2 separate regions of the Homo sapiens genome follow, and region 1 is linked to region 2. The links are chromatin loops, found by intact Hi-C in ENCODE. Cell type or tissue: ascending aorta. All regions are shown on one strand. Each heading gives the region's core, and the rest is flanking DNA. Links, peaks and the distances in the headings are about the cores only.

Evidence for each region. A loop is a pair of places that touch in the nucleus more often than their neighbours do. Peaks named below come from ENCODE experiments on the same cell type or tissue, not always from the same donor. Only the 100,000 strongest peaks of a DNase experiment are listed, where the experiment ranks them.
Region 1: it touches region 2 in a loop (7-fold over the local background); 1 of 110 quality-filtered maps calls a loop at or near these places.

What each region holds. Positions count from the first base shown.
Region 1 is chrX:63,269,350-63,279,401 of GRCh38, reverse strand. LOC105377212 (a long non-coding RNA gene) reads left to right here and starts at 1,756. Exons shown (of 5, transcript XR_001755867.2): 1 at 1,756-1,964. In ascending aorta, for the core only: a CTCF peak has its summit at 4,061 (motif pointing right); a DNase peak (open chromatin) is centred at 4,061.
Region 2 is chrX:63,006,312-63,016,363 of GRCh38, reverse strand. No RefSeq gene overlaps it. Among named protein-coding and RNA genes, the nearest start is that of SPIN4-AS1, 270 kb to the left of the region's middle. In ascending aorta, for the core only: a CTCF peak has its summit at 3,611 (motif pointing left); no DNase peak of the experiment used is centred there.

The DNA of each region.
Region 1 (10,052 bases), core at 1,998-6,997, 260 kb before region 2:
TCTGAGTTTTGTCTAAACAGATGGAGGGCTCTGATTGGCTCACAGCTGTGTGTAGTGGAGGGCTCTTCATTTGGTGCCTGAGCAGCTTTGACCCCTGGAGTGGTGGATCCATGGGGACCTTGGAGCTTTACAGATGTTGGGATAGTAAGAATAACTTGATATCACCCAGTTCAGACAGGTTCTAACAGCCTTTTGACCTGCAGGAGAGTTTAAAGACATACCCAGTCTCCAGGTGTGAATTTAGAGTGTATCTTTCCTGAAAAGGAGGGATCGGGTTTGGGGCTGTGGAGATTTTGGTAATGGCCAATGGCTTTAATGGTCTGTCCAAGAATTATAACATATTGTGTGGGATAATGATTTTCTGGCTCTAACAAGAGGTCTGTTTGTAAGAAGGGTCTTCCATAAAGAACTTCAAATGGGCTGAGATGGGTTTCTGATTTTGGGGGTATAAGGGACCTTAAGAGGGCAATAGGGAGCAGAGCTGGCCATGACTGTTGGGTTTATCAGTTTTGTAAGATGCCTTTTTATGCTTTGATTGGCTCTTTTACCTTTCCAGAGGATTGTGGATGTCAGGCTGCTTGAAACTAGTATTTGATTTGAAGGGTCTTAGCAACTTCTTGGGTTATTTGAGAAATGAAAGCAGCGCTATTGTCTGACTGCAGTGAGTGAGGGAGCCAACAATGGGGAAGAATGTGGTTCAAAAGGGCCGTGGTGACTTCTGATGCCATGCCTGTTCAGTTTTGATGCGAAAGGCTTCTATCCACCTGGCGAAGGTATCTACAAAGATTATCAAATATTTAAGTCCCTTGCATGGAGGCATGTGTGTAAAATCTAGCTGCCAGACTTCTCCTGGTAGGATCCCTAATCTTTGAATGAGTTGGAGGAGAGGGGGAAGTTTGTGGGCCCCTTCAGGACTGGTTTGGCAGCAGGTGGGGCAAGGCTGTGAGATGGATCTTAAAGTTTATGCTATTCCTTTACCGATAAACAGTGACCATATTAAGTCTTGGAGGGCTTTAGCCCCTAAATGAGTTGATTGGTGTAAACTGTTTAAAAATTTTCATTGTGAGGCTCCTTGGAGCAAAAGTTTGCCATTAGGGCTTTTTAGCCAGCCCTCCGAAGTATGGGAGAAGCCTTTCTCTAGAGCCCTTTGGGTTTATTCCTGCATATACAGTGGAGACAGTTGAGTTAGGTTAGCAACTAAAACTGCCTAAAGAGGTAGCTTAGTAGTCACTCTTGCTTGTTTATCAGCCTGATTGTTCACAATAGAGATTTTATCATTGCTTCTCTGATGGGCTTTGCAGTGAATGATAGCTACCTGTGCAGGAAGCAAAATTACCTCTAACGGGGCCATGATTTCAGGAGCATGTCTAACTGGAATATTTTGGGCTGTTAAGAGTCCCTTTTCTTGCCAAATGGCTGCATGGGTATGTACTACATGAAAGACGTAGGTCAGTCTGTGTAAGTATTAAGTTTCATGCATGCTCCTAATTGCAAGGCTCAGGTAAGGGCAATAAGTTCTGCCTTCTGGGCTGAGGTGGTGTCACAGGGTAGGGGCCCAAATTCTGTAACTTCAGTAAGGCTAACAATAGCATACCGTGGTAACTGGGTACCTTCTAACATGAAACTATTGCTGTCTATGAACCAAGTGGCCTCCCAATTGGTAAGGGGAATATCTTGGAGGTCAAATCAGGAGCTACAAATTAATTCAATATTTTCTTTCTTTCTTTCTTTTTTTTTTTTTTTTTTCTGAGACAGGGTCTTGCTCTGTCGCCCAAGCTGGAGTGCAGTGGTGCAATTTCAGCTCACCGCAACCTCTGCTTCCTGGATTCAAGCTATTCTAATGCCTCAGCCTCCCAAGTAGCTGGGACTACAGATGTGTCACCATGCCAAGCTAATTTTTATATTTTTAGTAGAGATGGGGTTTCACCATGTTGGCCACGCTGGCCTCCAACTCTTGACCTCAGGTAATCCACCTGCCTAGGCCTTCCTAAGTGCTGGGATTACAGGTGTGAGCCACTGCGACCAGCCTTAAATCAAGAGTTTCTAAGCAAGAGTGTTTAAGTGATCCTTCCACATTTGGATCTGGTAACAGGATGGCATGATTAAGAACTTCACACTGCTTAATGTTTAATTGTGGTGTTTGTAGAAAGAGGGTTTGATATCTTCTTATTTGATTTGAGACTCAGTGAGAGCCCTTTGAGTTTAAAGTATCCACCATTTGGTGTGGGGTATACACTGTTATTCCTTGGCCTCAGCTTGGAGGCCTCCTCAATCAATCGGGCCACAGAGGCTAGTGCCGGGGGAATGGAGGCCAGCCCTGTGTCACCAAATTGAGGTTCTTTGATAAGTAAGCTACTGGTCATTTGGAGGGCCCCAATGGCTGGATTAAGTCTCCAAGGGCGATACCCCTTCTTTCAGGTACAAATAAATAGAAAGTTTTTCTAAGGTATGGTAAGGTCAAAGGTGGGGCAGTTGTAAAACTTGTTTAATGGGTTTTAGGGTTTTGTTCATTTCAGAGTTCCAGTAAAGGGGTCTTCCTCTGGTCCCCATAGTGTCTCATAAAGAGGGTTTTGCTATGAGTCCAAATTGGGGAGTCCAAATATGACAGAAACTTGGCATTCCCAAGAAGGAGTGCAACTGTTGTTTAGTTGCTAGTGTGCCCATGTTTAAGATGAGGCTTTCACAGTGATCAGAGAGACTTTTAAACCCTGGGGTTAGTGTGAGTCTCAGAAATTGCACTTCCAGAGAGGAAATTTGAGTTTTAGAAGGAGAAACCTCATAACCACAGGAAGATAACCTCTAAAGAGTTTTAATAGCATTTAGATATTCTAAGATTAATAGTATTTAATACCTTCAGTTGGACTGCAGATAAGCAGGTGGTCAACATATTGGAGCAGGGTGCTATTAAGGGATAGCTGAATGGTGAACAGATCTTTGGCAAGAGCCTGTCCAAATGGTTGTGAGCTATCTCTAAATCCTCAGGGGAGGCCTGTCCAGGTTAATTGTTGGGAGGTATGAGTGGAAGGATCTCGCCATTCAAAGGCAAATAAAAATTGTGAATCTGAATGTACTGGAATGCAAAAGAAAGCATCCTTTAAGTCTAATACTGTGAACCAAAACTGCCAGAAGGAATTTGTCCTAACAGGATGTAAGGGTTCGAAACAATGGGGTGTGTAGGAACTACTGGATCATTGATGGCTCTTGGGTCTTGTATCATTCTATAGGTGCCTTCTGGCTTTTGACAGCTAAGGTGGGTGTGTTACATGGTGAATTACAAGAGTGAAATTAAGGGCTGTAAGCCTAATTGGGTTTCAAGATTTAGAGGCTATGGAGATTTCCTAGGGAAAGAGGTGAAGACCTTAAGGATGACCTTTTTGGGGTCTGCACGCAAAGAACATCCTGGAGTGGATGAGTTTCATACTTCAGGGGGAACTTGTTGTACAATGAAAGGCTGTATGTATTGGAGTCAGTATTAAAAGGTAATAATGCCAGTATTGAACAGGCCTGGTTGGAAAACTGAAAGCTAGTTTGAAGTTTTGCCATTATATGCCTCCCAAGCAAAGGGATGGAACAAGTGGGCAAGACCAGAAATAAGTGAGTGAAAATATTTTTTTCCCTAGTTGCATACCAATGCATACCAAAGATGGGGTAAAATAGCTCTGTTTCAGTTGGCCCTCCTTGCTTGTGAGGATTGAGGACCAAAAGTTAGGTCCAGAGAATTTAATTAGGGCAGTGTAACTAGATCCTGTGTCAATAAAAAAACTCAATTTTATATTCTGCTACACACAAGATTACCTGAGATTCAGCAGTAGTGATGGAAAATACAGGAGCCTGGATGGCCTCTGGGACAGTGAGGAAATGGCCCCTCTTGGGGCTTTTTCTTCTCTTTTAAGGTCTCCTCAGCTTTTTCATAATTGAGGAACAAAGTTAAGGGCATTTGCCTTTGCTTTCCTCCCAAGTTGGCCCATAATTGGGACTTGTTTGAGGATGACTACCTATCATGAGGGAGCGAGGAGCATTCCAGTTTCCAGTGTCCCAGTTGCTTGCAGTATTGGCAAAGGCCAGGTGGTGGCAGTAGAAAATCAGGTGACACTCGTGGAGGGTTTTGGCAGTTTCTGTTAATATGCCAAGGCTGGTTATAGCTATAACAGAGAATGGGCCTTTTATTGGTCAGTGGGTGACATCCTGATGCTTGGTCTGTGGTCCCTGGTTTGGGCAGGCAGGTAGCAAAGGCAGCAGCCATATAATGAGCTTGCTGCCTGTCTCTTTCTCTTTCCTTCCTATCCTGTCAGTTCTTGAGGCTTCCTCCCAGTTATTAAAGAATGTAAAGGCCATTTATAGCAAAGTAAGGAAAGGGGTCTGTGGCCTTTGAACTAGTTTTTCAAGCTTATGCCTAACGTCTGGAGAGGCCTAATAAAATACACAGCCACAATAGTGAGGCCCTCTTGGCTCTAGAGATCCATATTAGTGCATTTTCTCATAGCTTCAGCTACCCTAGAGTGGAATAGGGCTGGGTTTTCATTTGGCCCCTGTGTAACTTCTCTTAATGTAGCATAATTTGCAGGTTTAATGACAGCCTTTTTCATCCCCTCAATCAGGCAAGTGATCATATAATTGTGGTGGACTCTATCAGGGTCTCCTTCTTGACAGCCCCATCTAGGATCACTATCATAAACAACTGTTCTTCCTGGTTCAGGGTTCCAAATGTTCCAGGCATGGAATTCTTCTGCCCATCAGTGGGCTAGAGACCAAATGTGGGTCTTTTCCTTATGAGTGCAACAGGTGGTAAAAATAACCTAAATGTTTTGCCAATTGAGATCAAAGGAAACTGCAAGCCCCTTGAATTTCTTCATAAAATGGGAGGGGTACTAACTAAAAGAGCCAAGATTTGCCTCTATTTCAGACAAATCAGACATAGGGAATGAGACATGGGCCCTGATGATTCCTACACCCCCATTTGGCCACTTCTCAGAGCTGCAAACCTTTATCTGATGATGGGAGAGAATCAGAGGTGACTCCTGATCTGGTATGTGGAGGAGAAGTGGTTCTGGGTATGGAGGAGGTAAAGAGGGAGAGACAGAAGGTGTAGCTGAGGAAGGAGGTATTGAAGGGAAAGATGTGTAGTCAGGGAAAATGAATGGAGAGACCAAAGTGGGAGAGGTCTGGAACATGAGAGTGTAAAAGAAGGGTCATCCAAAATGTCTGAGGAATCTAAGGGACTTAAGAATTTTGCCAGTCTCATTCTACAATTGTCTCTAAAGTCTAGGTTTTTTTTTTTTATAGAAACATAAACTTGAACATAGGGCACCTCAGACCATTTGGAAGAGTTATGGCAAAAGAGATCAAGATTTAAAAGAATACTGGAGTCTAGGCTCCCATTCTGGGTCCACTTCAATTTCTGTGGGAGGTGGTAAGGAGGCCATGCTATGTTGCAAAGAAAGATTAGGTGTTTCTTTTTGAGGGGTTGAGGGTCAAATTTGTCCCGATTCTTCAAAATACAGTCTAGAGGTGAGTCTACAGGAATAGATGGGGTTTGTGGAATGAAAAAACATGCCACTTTGGGGCAGTTCCACTTGGGGCATGAACGACACTTTCTGTCAAGACATCTCGCCGAAATGAAAAGAAGGTTCCATTTATGTCCACTGAGGGACTCTGGGTGCACTTTCTAAAGGAGTGTCTCAGTCATTAGAAAAGTCCTCTTGGCTGATCGGAGGCCTCATGCTGGATGGCCAGTTGAGGTACTCATTTATGCTGGGTGATCAGCTCAGGTTTGAAGAAAAAGGGTAAAGGAAGATCTCTGTCTGGTGTTGACCCAGGAGAGTGGGTAGTTAAGGGAAGACTCACTGTTCTGAGGCTGTCTGAGATCACCTGATTTAGCACATCCAGAAAAGGATGATTGGCTGTCTCCACAGGAGAATTTAGAGTGACAGAGGGTCTGAGTCACCTAAAACATGTGCGAATTCACCCTGAACAAGCTTCTGCTGTCAATTGCTTCACATTTTGGCATCAGGGGCTTTTGATCAGAAAAAATAAGAAAGAGCCTTTCTTTTTTCTGGGCAGGGCAGCCAGTCCTGTTCACTCTTTGGCCTTCAGGCGGCACCATAGACTGGCCCTGCCTGTTACTTTTAATTGCCAGAGAGCTAATAGAAGCTGGCAGACAAAAGACTGAAAAGAATAAGTAGACTCAGGTCCCTCACCCTAACGGGCGATGGTGGTCAGACGCTTTCGCAAAGACACCTTCCAGTCCTACTAGAGAGTAGCTCCAGCTACAGTGCAATTGCCTCTGTGCTTAGACACTGTCCAAAGTTCGAAAAAAGAGAGGGGAGAGAGTTCCCCATGAAGAGAGAGTCCCCTTATGGGCCACCAGAATGTTGCCGGTGAGCAATGACTATCTGGGCTGGTGGTGCAGGACTGAAAGAATTTACCAAGACAGTTGTAGGTAGAAAAAAGGCAGATTTATTAGAGAAAGTATGAAAATACATTGTGAAAAGGCAACAGACAGTATCAGTAGAAGAGAAGCTGACAGCCAGGAGCAAAAAGGCTTGCTCAGGATTCTATAGAATGGAACTTGGGAACTTGCATTCTTCTGTCAGCTGGGATATTTGATAAATTGAGGAATTTGATGGTAAGCAGGAAGTTTGTGAGTTATGTATCTTATTGGTTCAGGAGGGCTATATGTCCTGGGCCATAAAACTATAATTTATCAGCTTCCTCTTTTTGTTTATATGTCCTGAACCATGAAGAAAGGCAAAAGGCATAGTTTATTTGCCTCATATCTTTGCTTTCCGCTGGTCCTGCCAGCCTGACTCCTTTTTCCAAATTAGGACTCCACAATATATTGTGTATTTATATTTGTTCAGATAAAAATACTTTTATAATATTGTGCATATTTTTTCTTTCACCAATAATTTATAAATGTATTTTTTAATTTTTAATTATTTTATGATTAAAGATATATTTTTGTTTTCTAACTTTACTGTGGTGGAAGAACATATCTTTTATGATTTCAAACCTTTAAAATTTATAATACTTGTTCCATGGACTAGAATATGGTTTGTCTTGCAGAATATTCCCTGTTGCAAAGAAACAAATGTATATTTTGCTGTTGTTGTGTGGAATGTTTTATAGATGTCTGTTAGGTAAAGTTAGTTAGAAATGTTGTTTAAAGTTTCTCTGTCTTGGCTGAATTTCTGTATCGTTCAATTACTAGATTGCTTTAGTCCCTATTATTGTTGAATTCTCTACTTCTTCCTTCAATTCCTTCAATTATAGTTTTATGTATTGGGTACTCTGCTTTCGGGACATGTGTGAGTTGTCCCGCCTTTCTGAACAAAACCAATGTATTTCTTAAATGTATTTGATTGATGTCTCAGGCCTCCCTAAAATATATAAAACCAAACTGTACCCCTCCCACCTAGGGCTCCTGTTCTTAGGACCTCCTGAGGGCTGTGTCACAGGCCAGGGTCACTCATATTTGGCTTAGAATAAATCTCTTCAAATATTTATTTGAAAATATTTCAGAACACCTGATGTTTTGAGCCCTCTCAGAGGTCATAGACCTCTGGAGAGAGAAACTGAGACACATAAGAGGGTGGAAAGTCAGTGGTAACACACTGTGGAGTCCTGCCCACAGGCAGCACGCATTGAACCATCACAAAAACACCCTAGGCTACAGCTCAGTTCCTCCTTTTCAGAAAAAAAAAAAGGGTGGGGGGTTAAATGAGGAGAAAACAAGGAGAATGACCCCTCTTTTTGGCAATCCATAGGTTTTATGGCACCTCTGCTTGCCAGAGTTTACATAAAATGGAAGTAATATGGTCTTTGTGCACATTGACATTGAGGAAAAATAGGCCTGAGGTCGACCTGCATGCTATAGAGTTCCTAGGTTCTATTTTCTTTTCTGCCTGAAGTCTATTGTTACTTTTCTGCAGAGATAAAAACCACTGTTTGGATCTAACAGTGACTTTCTTTTTCTTTTTCTTTTTTTTTTTTTGAGATGGAGTTTCGCTCTTGTTGCCCAGGCTGGAGTGCAATGACGTGATCTCGGCTCACCGCAACCCCCGCCTCCCGGGTTCAAGAGATTCTCCAGTCTCCGTCCCCTGAGTAGCTGGGATTACAGGCATGTGCCACCACACCCAGCTAAGTTTTGTATTTTTAGTAGAGACGGAGTTTCTCCGTGTTGGTCAGGATAGTCTCGAACTCCAAACCTCAGATGATCCGCCCGCCTTGGCCTCCCAATGTGTTGGGATTACAGGCGTGAGCCACCGTGCCCGACCTAATAGTGTTTTTTGTTTGTTTGTTTGTTTTGCTTTTTTTCTTTTTTTTGCAAGCTGGCAAAATTATATTTATTTCATAACTAAAGTACTGAAGCAATAGCAATGGGAACTTTGTGTGTGTGAATGTGTGTATGTATATGTGTGTGTATATATTTGAAGGCCTTTATAATAGGCTTATTTACTTTTATGTTCAATTGGCAACTGAATCCATTTAAAATTTCTCTCTAGCACACCAGACTTTTTCTTCTTACCTTACAATGTAAATTTTGCTATCATCTGATTTTCACCTGAGTTGCCTGTAATATGCAAATCTGAGGCTATTTAAATGACAACTGACTAAGTTAAGATAGAAACATGGAAAAAAAGGTCTTTATGAATCTATAAGATGTATTTCTATCAGCATGCCTAACACGTCTATATATGTATATGTTGTGTATACAGTATTTTCACTACTAAAAAAATAAAGAGCTCTGATTAATGGGCTTAAAATATATAAAAGCGCTTAAATCAAATACTTAAATGACTAGTCAAATGCTTTTTCAAGTTCACGTGACTTAAGTAAAATCTTTAAATAAGCCAGCTTTAAAATTATTGGTAAAATAATATCATCAATGTTAGCATTTTTTGTTTGCTTTATTGTAGTTTTATGTTTATTCCCACAGAGTACTATAAGATTTGCCATAAAGGTTATAAACTATAAAACTCAGCCCAAGACAGAATGATCATTGCTTGTATATGCTTATGAAATATTGTTGGCTTAAATGAAAACAGCTAAACCCTGAGTTATTGGTATAAATATCCTTAAATTTAACCATAAGTTTTATTACATAAGTAAATACCTGAAATTCAGAGCTATAAAAATGGTAAACAGGAAAATAACTTTAAATATTGTTTATCACAGTTTTTTAAAATAATCTAGGTAAACTATTAAATTAATCAGGTAAATGTAATTGAATAAATGCTTGTAAACAAACTTGACATAATTTAGGATCTAAGGTTATTATTTGGTATTAAATATCTGGATAAATTCCAATTGAAAAATTATAGGAAAACTTTTTTTTTATTACACTTTAAGTTCTAGGGCACAACGTGGAGGTTTGTTACATATGTATACATGTGCCATGTTGGTGTTCTGCACCCATTAACTCAACATTTACATTAGGTATTTCTCCTAATGCTATCTCCTCTCCTCCCCCCACCTCACAACAGGCCCTGGTGTGTGATGTTCCCCACCCTGTATCCATGTGTTCTCATTGTTCAATACCCACCTATGAGTGAGAACACGTGGTGTTTGGTTTTCTGTCCTTGTGATAGTTTGCTGAGAATGATGGTTTCCAGCTTCATCCATGTCCCTACAAAGGACATGAACTCATCCTTTTTTTGGCTGCATAGTATTCCACAGTGTATATGTGCCACATTTTCTTAATCCAGTCTATCACTGATGGACATTTGGGTTGGTTCCAAGTCTTTGCTATTGTGAATAGTGCCGCAATAAACATACATGTGCATGTGTTTTTATAGTAGCATGATTTATAATCCTTTGGGTATATACCCAGTAACGGGATGACTGGGTCAAATGGGATTTCTAGTTCTAGATCCCTGAGGAATCACCACACTGACTTGCACAATGGTTGAACTAGTTTACAGTCCCACCAACAGTGTAAAAGTGTTCCTATTTCTCCATATCCTCTCCAGCACCTGTTGTTTCCTGACTTTTTAATGATCGTCATTCTAACTGGTGTGAGATGGTATCTCATTGTGGTTTTGATTTGCAAT
Region 2 (10,052 bases), core at 1,651-6,650:
ATTTCCTATCAGGGGTAGACAGACAACTTATACAGGAACGCTCTGGCTGGCATCTGACAGGTGACCCTCTGGGATGAAGTTTACAGAGGAAGGAACAGGCAGCAATCTTTGCTGTTCTGCAGCCTCCACCAGTGATACCTAGGCAAACAGGGTCTGGGTCTGGAGTGGACTTCAAGCAAACTCCAGCAGACTTGCAGCAGACAGGCCTGATGGTTAGAAGGAGAACTAACATTCAGAAAGGAATAGCATCAACATCAACAAAAGGACGTCCACATAGAAACCCCACATGAAGGTAACCAACATTAAAGACCAAAGGTAGATAAATCCATGAAGATGAGGAAAAACCAGTGCAAAAAGGCTGAAAATTCCAAAAACCAGAACACCTCTTCTCCTCCAAAGGGTCACAACTCCTTGCCAGCAAAGGAGCTCAACTGGATGGAGAATGAGTTTGATAAATTGATGGAAGTGGGCTTCAGAAGGTGGGTAATAAGCAGCTAGCATCATAATGACAGGATCAAATTCACACATAACAATATTAACCTTAAATATAAATGGGTTAAACGCCACCAATTAAAATTAACAGCCTGGCAAATTAGATGATAGAGTCAAGACCCATCAGTATGCTGTGTTCAGGAGACCTATCGCATGGGAAAAGACACACATAGGCTCAAAATAAAGGGATGGAGGAATATTTATAAAAGCAAATGGAAAGAAAAATAAGCAGGGGTTGCAATTCTAGTCTCTGGTAAAATAGACTTTTAACCAACAAAGATCATAAAAGACACAGAAGGGCATTACATAATGGTAAAGAGATCAATGCAACAAGAGTAACTATCTTAAATATATATGTACCCAATACAAGAGTACCCGCATTCACAGAGGAAGTCCTTAGAGACTTACAATGAGACTTAGACTCCTACACAATAACAGTGAGCGACTGTAACACCCCATTGTCAATATTAGACAGATCAATGAGCCAGAAAATTAACAAGGATATTCAGGAATTGAACTCAGCTCTGGACCAAGAGGACCTAAAAGACATCTACAGAACACTCCACCCAAAATCAACAGAATATACATTCTTCTCAGAAACACGTTGCACTTATCCTTAAATTGACCACATAATTGGAAGTAAAGCACTCCTCAGCAAATGCAAAATAATGGAAATCATAATAAACGGGTTCTCAGACCACAGTGCAATCAAATTAGGACTCAGAATTAAGAAACTCACTCAAAACTGCACAACTACGTGGAAACTGAACAACCTGCTCCTGAATGACTACTGGGTAAATAACGAAATTAAGGCAGAAATAAATAAGTTTTTTGAAACCAATGAGAACAAAGATACAATGTACCAAAATTGCTGGGACACAGGTAAAGTGGCTTTTAGAGGGAAATTTATAGCACAAAATGCCCACAAGAGAAAGCAGGAAAGATCTAAAATTGACACCCTAACATCACAATTAAAAGACCTAGAGAAGCAAGAGCAAACAAATTCAAAAGCTAGCAGAAGACAAGAAATAAGTAAGATCAGAGCAGAACTGAAGGGGATAGAGACATGAAAACTCTTCAAAAAAATAAATGAATCCAGGGGCTGGTTTTTTGAAAAGATCAACAAAATACGTAGATCACTGGCCAGACTAATAAAGAAGAAAAAATAAAAGAATCAAATAGACACAATAGAAAATGTTAATGGGGATATCACCACTGATCCCATAGAAATACAAACTACCATCAAAGAATACTTTAAACACCTCTATGCAAATAAACTAGAAAATCTAACAGAAATGGATAAATTCCTGGACACACACACCCTCTGAAGACTAAACCAGGAAGAAGATGAATCCCGGAATGGACCAAAAATAAGTTCTGAAATTGAGGCAGTAATTAATAGCCTAACAACTAAAGGCCAGCCTGCAGGCCAAGCCTCTGACCCTACCCTAGGACTCCACACCAGGAGAAAAAAAAAACCAACATTAAATGTTGAGAAAAAGTGGGCACTAGTTATGTCATATCCAGAAGCTTAAACAACACTCCTTGCTGCCTCAAAGCCCACACCATACCCCACATATACAGGGAGACAACACACACAGCTAATTTTTGCAAGAAGACAGGCACAGATTCTTCCAAGCCCAGTATATAAATTGCCATTCCTAGGCCCTGCCAAGAGAGATAATCATCTGGGTGAATTTTGCTAAATATCTGCCACTAATTCTGCCACAAACAGAAGCTAAATCAGCACTCCACGGGGCCCCAAAGCCCACCTTCAGACCCCACCCAGGAAGAAAGGCAAATTTTTTATTTTTTAAATTTTATTTTACTTTAAGTTCTGGGATACATGTGCTGAACGTGCAGGCTTGTTACATAGGTATGCATGTGCCATCATGGTTTGCTGAGTCTATCAACCCATCATCTAGGCTTTAAGCCCCGCATGAATTAGGTAAAGCAAATCTTAAATATGCATTCTTGCTGAACATGGAAGTGGGTTTTATTCGTTTTACTCCACTTTACTCTGGGATCCTTCTTCAACTGTCTCAAACTGCTAAATTTAAACAATGATACTTTCTGACCAGGGAATACACCCTATGGCCCATATGAGTCAGAGGCAATTGTAGTTTCCAGTATCAGGTCAGCTTGATTACAGAGCTAAACCAGTAACCTTGACATCTGGCAGAACTTAGCCAACTGCTCCCCTCAAATTTCGAGTAAAGGTAGAATCCCAGGCATCTAGAGAATCTGAAAGCAAGCTCCTCCAGCCCAAGGTTAATACAAGCTACCCTACCCAGAATTATAGGATAGACTAAATAGTGAAGGTTTACCCTTGCCAAAGAAAACCTGTGCGAACTGGAAAAAGAGTTTGTCTTTGCAAATGCACAAATACCATCAAAAGAAAACAATGGTTACAAAGAAATAGAAAATCATAAAATCTACAAAGGAAATAAACAAAGCTTCAACAATATGGTGAAGTAGAAACAATTTGTCTTTAATCTTTTATATAATACCAAAAACAATTATCCAGTGCCAAGATTATCACTAGGAATATCCCAGAACTCAAAATCAAGGCTGTCACAATCCCGGGAACCAAAGAGGAGTAAAAAACCACAAGCACGCAATCAGAGAAATGAACTTCTATAATTGCAACACCTCTCCCATCAAGCTTCCCCACATGCCATGTGGAAATATCCCCCCAGACTCATGATTCTACAGCAAAAAACTGGGATCAGGGCAGACAGCCAGCTTCCCCACCAACTTTGGTTTCTTTGTAGGAAAATTGTTCTTGCCTAAATCCATAGGAAGCAGAGTAAGTGCATGTAGGGTGAAAATCCTGAGGCATGTGTGAAGGTAGGGCTGCCCACACCAAGCTTGTGAAATGTGGTGGCTGCTTTTTATCACAGTCAGAGGAGACTCCTTATTAGAGAAGCTATTCAGCAGCACCACACTGTAAGAAGCATGCTTCATAGGTCCTCTAGGCACAAACATCTAGCCAGCCTTTCCACACAGCAAGGATATCCCCATTAGGACCTCTACATCTGGAATAGGCAGCTCTTGAAAAGTTTGTGAATGCCACAGCAAACCAGGGCTTAGAGTGACATCTAGTGCTTAAAAAGAGGGAGCAGTATCACAATAAAGGAACTCAGTCATTCTGCACAAAACTTCTAGACAGAATAAGTAACACAGATAGCAAACATTAGAATAAACAACTAAACCCTTCAATGTGAAAACAGACACATATCCATAACAAGAGCAAATGGAAAACTATGACCTCTACAAATGGACAAAAGAAGGAGGGAGTGGCCGACCATAATGAGACAGCAACGCGTGTGCTCTCAGATCAATAATTCAAAATAGCAGTTTTGAGAAAACGCAGAAAAATCAAAGGAAAACAGAAAAGCAACTAATAAAAATACCAGAGAAACTTTAAAAAGGGTAGAAATAATAAAAAATTAAAAAGAAAGCCTGGAGCTACCAAATAAAATAAGTGAACTAAAAAAAAAATGCAGTAGAGGGTACCAACAGGAGAATTGATCAAGCAAAAGAAAGAGCAGAAAAAGAAAAATGAAGAGTGAAGAGAAATAATGTTTAAGACATCTACAAAATAACATCAAAAGAGCAAATCTAAGACTTATTTGCCTTCAAGATGTACTTAAGAAAGAGCAAGTTGTACAAACCTTATTCAAATAAAATATAAAGCATTTTGAACATACAGAAATATATCAATGTCTAGTTACAACAAGGTCAAATATTACCAAATATATTGAAGCTAAATAACACTACCCCAGCTGGGCATGGTGGCTCATGCCCATAATCCCAGAACTTTGGGGGGCCGAGACAAGCAGATCATGAGGTCAGGAGATTGAGACCATCCCGACTAACATGGTGAAAACCCTTCTCTACTAAAAACACAAAAAAAATTGGCCGTGTGTGGTGGCACTCACCTGTAATCCTAGCTACTTGGGAGGCTGAGGCAGGAGAATCGCTTGAACCCAGGGGGCGGAGGTTGCAGTAAGCTGAGATGGCACCACTGCACTCCAGCTTGGGCGACAGAGTGAGACTCTGGAAAAAAAAAAAAAAGACTACCCCAAGGCATATCATAATCAAAGTCTCAAAGGCCAAGGACAAAGAGAGAATCCTAAAAACAGAAAGAGTAAAAAAGCACATAACACAGAAAGGAGGTCCAATTCATATGGCAACAGTCTTGTTAGCAGAAACCAAACAAGCCATGAGAAAGTGGAAGGGACATATGCAAAATGCTGAAAGAAAAGTAATTGCCAATCAAAAATACTGTGTTCAGTGAAGCTATTCTTTAAACATGAAAAAGAAGTAAAGATTTTCCCAGCCAAGTAAAAGCTAAAGAAATTTGTCACCACCTGATCTATCTTAAATAATTCAGAAGTAACATCCTTAATCTCAAATAATGATAATGAGCAACAAAGAAACATCTGAAGGTATAAAACTCACTAATAAAAGTAAGTATAAGAAAAATCCAGAATAGCTCGATACTGTAATTGTGGTTTGTAAACTAGTCATATCTCTAGTATTAAAACTAAAAGAAAAAACTAGAAAATATAATAATAGCTACAGTATTTCGAGACAGATACTATAAAAAGATGTAAATTAAGAAAACAAAAAGTCAAACTGTTGAGGAAAATGGGAATAAAGTACATAAAATTTAAAGTTTTTTATTGTGATCAAGGTTAATTTGTCATCAGTTTAAAACAACTTAATTTAACTCTAAGATGTTTTTGTTAAGTCCCCCATTTAACTACAAGCAATAACTTATAACATGTAAAGAAAAAAGCACCGACTTAAAACATACTACTGGGGAAAGTAACCATCAAGGAAGTCAATAAGAAAGAAAGGAAGAGAGTACTTACAGAGCAACAATAAAGAAGTGACAAATGGCAGTAGCAAGTTCTTGCCTATGAGTAATAACCTTGAGTGTAAATAAACTAAAATTTGAAATCAAAAGTCATAGGGTGACTGAATAGATGAAACAAACAAAAACAAGTCTATAACTCTATAATTTCTACAGGAAACTCACTTTCCTTATAAAGAAACATATAGACTGAAAGTGAAGAGAATAAATTATAACTGTATATTTTCTAGCTGCAGTGGAACAAAATCAAATATACAAATGGAAAAATACAAATAAAAAATATGAGAAACTTTGGAGACTATAAAAATAATTCAACATTGAACCCTGTGCTCCTGAAAAACCAATAGATCAATGAAGCAATTAGAGAGAACAAAAAAATTGAAACAAATGAAAATAAAAACAAGAAGTAGAAAGACTTTAATGAACAACCTAAAAATGCACCTAAAGAAAATAAGGAAGTAACAACAAACCAATTCCCAAATTAGTAGAAGAAACAATATAATAAAAATCAGTGTAGAAATAACTAAAATTGAGATTTAAAAGGCTACAAAACATACAAACATTGAATTTTGTGTGTTGAAAAGACAAACAAGATTGATGAACTCTTAGATAGTTGAACAAATAGAAGTATGTTTTCAAGTCTTTTGCCCACTTCTTAACGGAGTTATTTGTTTTTCTTATCTTGTTGATTTGTTTAAGTTTCTTATAGATTCTGAATATAAGACCTTTGTTAAATACATAGATTGACAATATTTTCTCCTATTCTGTAGGTTGTCTGTTTAATCTGTTGATAATTTATTTTGCTGTGCAGAAGCTCTTCAGTTTTAGTTACTACTTGTCACTTTTTGTTATTGTTGTATTTTGCCTTTTAGGACTTAGTCATAAATTCCTTGCCAAGGCAGACACAGAGAAGGGTGTGTTTTAAATTTTCTTTTAGGATTGTTATAGGTTTAGATCTTACATTTAACTATTTAATTCATGGTGAGTTAATTTTTGTATATGATGATAGGTAGAAGTCCAGTTTCATTCTTCTGGGTATGTTTTTTCAGTTATCCTCACATCATTTATTGAATAAGGAGTTCTCTTTCCTCATTGCTTATTTTTGTCAGCTTTGTTAAATATCAGTTGATTATAAGTATGCAGCTTTATTTCTAGGTTCTGTATTGTGTTCCATTGGTCTATGTGTCTGATTTTGTATCAGTACCATGCTGTTTTGGTTACTATCTCTTTATGGTATAGTTTAGAGTTGGTTAATGTGATGCCTCTGGCTCTGTTCTTTCAGCTTAGGGTTGCTTTTGCTATTCACACTCTTTTTATTTTTGGTTCCACTTGCATTTTATAATAATATATTTTTTCTATTTTTGTGAAACATGGCATTGCTAGTTTGATAAGAATAACATTCAATCTGTAGGTTGCTTTGATAGTATAAACATTTTAACAATATTGATTCTTTTAGTCCATGAGCATAAAATGTTTTTCCATTTGTTTGTGCTACCCACAGTTTTATAGTTCTTCCCATAGAAATCTTTCACCTCCTTGGTTATCTGTCTTTATTTCTGTTTTTTTTTTTTTTTTTTTGTGTGTGTGTGTGTGTGTGTGTGTGTGTGGCTTTTGTAACTGTCATTGCATTCTTGTTTGGCTCTCAGCTTGAGTGTTATTCATGTATAGAAATGTTCCTGATTTCTGTGTATTGATTTTATTTATCCTGGAAACTACACTGAAGTCATCTCCTAAATCTAGGAGCCTTTTGTCAGAGTATTTAGGGTTGGCACATTTACAGCATGCAATACTAGGCATCCATAAAAAAGAATAAAATTATATCCTTTGCAGCAATATGAATGCAGTTAGAGTCCATTATCCTAACAGAATTATCACAGAAACAGAAAAGCAAATCTTACATGTTCTCACTTACAAGTAGGTCTTAAAGAGTTGGTTAACATGGACGTAAATATGGAAACAATAGAAACTGGGGACTTCCAAATCGAGGAACAACAGAGGGGGCAAGGGTTGAAAAACTACCTATATGGTACTATGCTCATTACCTGGGTGATGAGTTCAATTCTACCCCATGACTCAGTATTATGCAATATACCCATACGACAAACCTGAACATGTGTTCCTTGAATCTAAAAGGAAAGTTTGAATTTAAAGCAATAAGTAAGGCCAATTAGAAACATATTTGTTGTTCAAAGTGATATTGCTATAAGATCTATCAACTAGTACACTACTCTATTATTATTGGTTGCAGGCATTTTTTAGGTGCAAAGCAAATAGAAAATAATGGTTTCTAAACACTATCACTGACATTCACAGTAAGAAGATTTTGAAGTTTGTTCATTTACACAAAGTTAGAGTTAAACAGTGATATTCCAAGAGTGCTTATCAGTGTGGTTAAACAAGGTGTAGTGATAACTACAAGGCAGTGCTTTTGATAAAAATTTCATTTATTCAGTTTGCACAATATTGAGAGTTCATTTTATGATCTGTATATTCAACTTAACATTGCCTTCAAAATATTTCTAATAAACAGTTTTCAAAACCGAAAATTATGTGGCAAAATTTGCTTTTCTTTTCTCAGGCTTCTTCAAGAAATCTGAGGATGAGGGCTCATTACCCTGTCTTCCTTGCCACACTCCCAAGATTATGGACACAGGACAATTTGGTTCTTAAAACTAATGGTTGTCATAAAATATGTGTTTAATTAACATACACACACACACACACACATATATGTTATATGTGAAGGCTTAGTTTTTCAATTAATTGAAAACATTTCTCAGTTTAAAATAAGAAAAAGAGAAGACTAAAAAAATAAAATCAGAGACACAAAGAGTCATTACAACTGATACCACCAAACTATAAAGGATTATTGAAAACTATTCTGAACAACTATACGCCAACATATTGTAAAACCTGGAGAAAATGAACTAATTTCTGGACAGATAGAACATACCTACATTCAAACAAGAAGAAATAAAAATCCTGACAACACTAATAGTAAAGAAGAAGATTGGAGCAGTTCAAAAAAGTCTCACACCAAATAAAACTCCACATTCTAATATTTTTCACAGTTGAATTCTACCAACCATTTAAGTAAGAACTAATACTAATACTACACTAACTATTCCACAAATTTTAAGAGAAAAAAAGCACTATCAGACTCTTTCTGTGATGGTAACATTATCCTGATACTAAAAATAAACAAGGATATAACAACAACAAAATAATAGAAAAGAAAACAACAGGTCAATATATTTAATAAAGATACATGCACAAATCTTTAACAATATACTGGCAAACTGAATTCAAAACATATTAAAATGTCATTCAACATGATAAAGTGAGATTTATTTTAGAGATGAAAGGATAGTTTAACATAAGCAAATCAAAAAGTGTGCTACATCACATTAAAATAATAAAATTTTATTTTATTATATTTAAGCTTTAAAATAAGTATTTTATTTCTGTAGGTTATTGGGGAACAGGTGGTATTTGGTCACATGAGTAAGTTCTTTAGTGGTGATTTGTGAGAATTTAGTTTACGCATCACCCGAGCAGTGTACACTGCACCCAATTTATAGTCTTTCATCCCCCACCCCCTTCCCATGCTTTCCCCTGAGTCCCCAAAGTCTATTACATCATTCTTATGCTTTTGCATCCTCATAGCTTAGTTTCCACTTATGAGTGAGAATGCATGATATTTGGTTTACCATTCCTGAGTGACTTTACTTAGAATAATAGACTCCAATCTCTTCCAGGTTACTGCAAATGCCATTAATTCATTCCTTTTCATGGCTGAGTAGTATTCTGTTGTATATACATATACACCACAGTTTCTTTATCCACTTGTTGATTGATGGGCATTTGGGTTGGTTCTACATTTCTGCAATTTCATATTGTGTTGCTATGAACATGTGTGTGCAAGTATCTTTTTTGTATAATGACTTATAATTATTCCAAGAGATGCTGTAAGTATTTGGTACAACTAAACATCCCTTTATGATAAAAACTGTAAACAAACTGGGTATAAAAAAACTTAAAGCAATAAAAACCAAACACACCATTAACTTTATACTAAATGTAAACTAATTGAAAGAATTTTCTCTAAGACCTGGAAAAAGACAAGAATGCCCACTATCATCGCTTTTAGTCAACACAGTACTCAAAGTCTTAGCCAGAACAATTAGTCAACAAGAAGGGAAAAGGGACATCAAAATTGAAAAAAAAAAGAAAGTCCAATTGTTTTTGGTTACATACAACAGGATCTTATATTTAGAAAAAAACAAAAACTCCATCAAGAAACTATTAGACCTTATCCATGTTCAGCAAAGTTATAGAATACAAAATCAACATGCAAATATCAGTAGTATATTTATATACCAACAATAAGTATTGTGTAAAAGAAATCAAGACAGCAATCTCACTTATAGTAGTTACAAATGATATAAATTAGCTAGGAATAAATATAATCAAAGAAGTGAAAGACTTCTACAATGAATACTATAAAGCAATAATTTAAAAAACCAAAGAAGACTCAAAATTAGATATTTCATGTTCATGGATGGTAGAATTCATATTGTTAAAATAATAATATTACTTAAGGTGATAATCTACAGATTCAATTAAATTCCAATCAAAATATCAATAACATTCTTCACAGATTTAGAAAAAAACT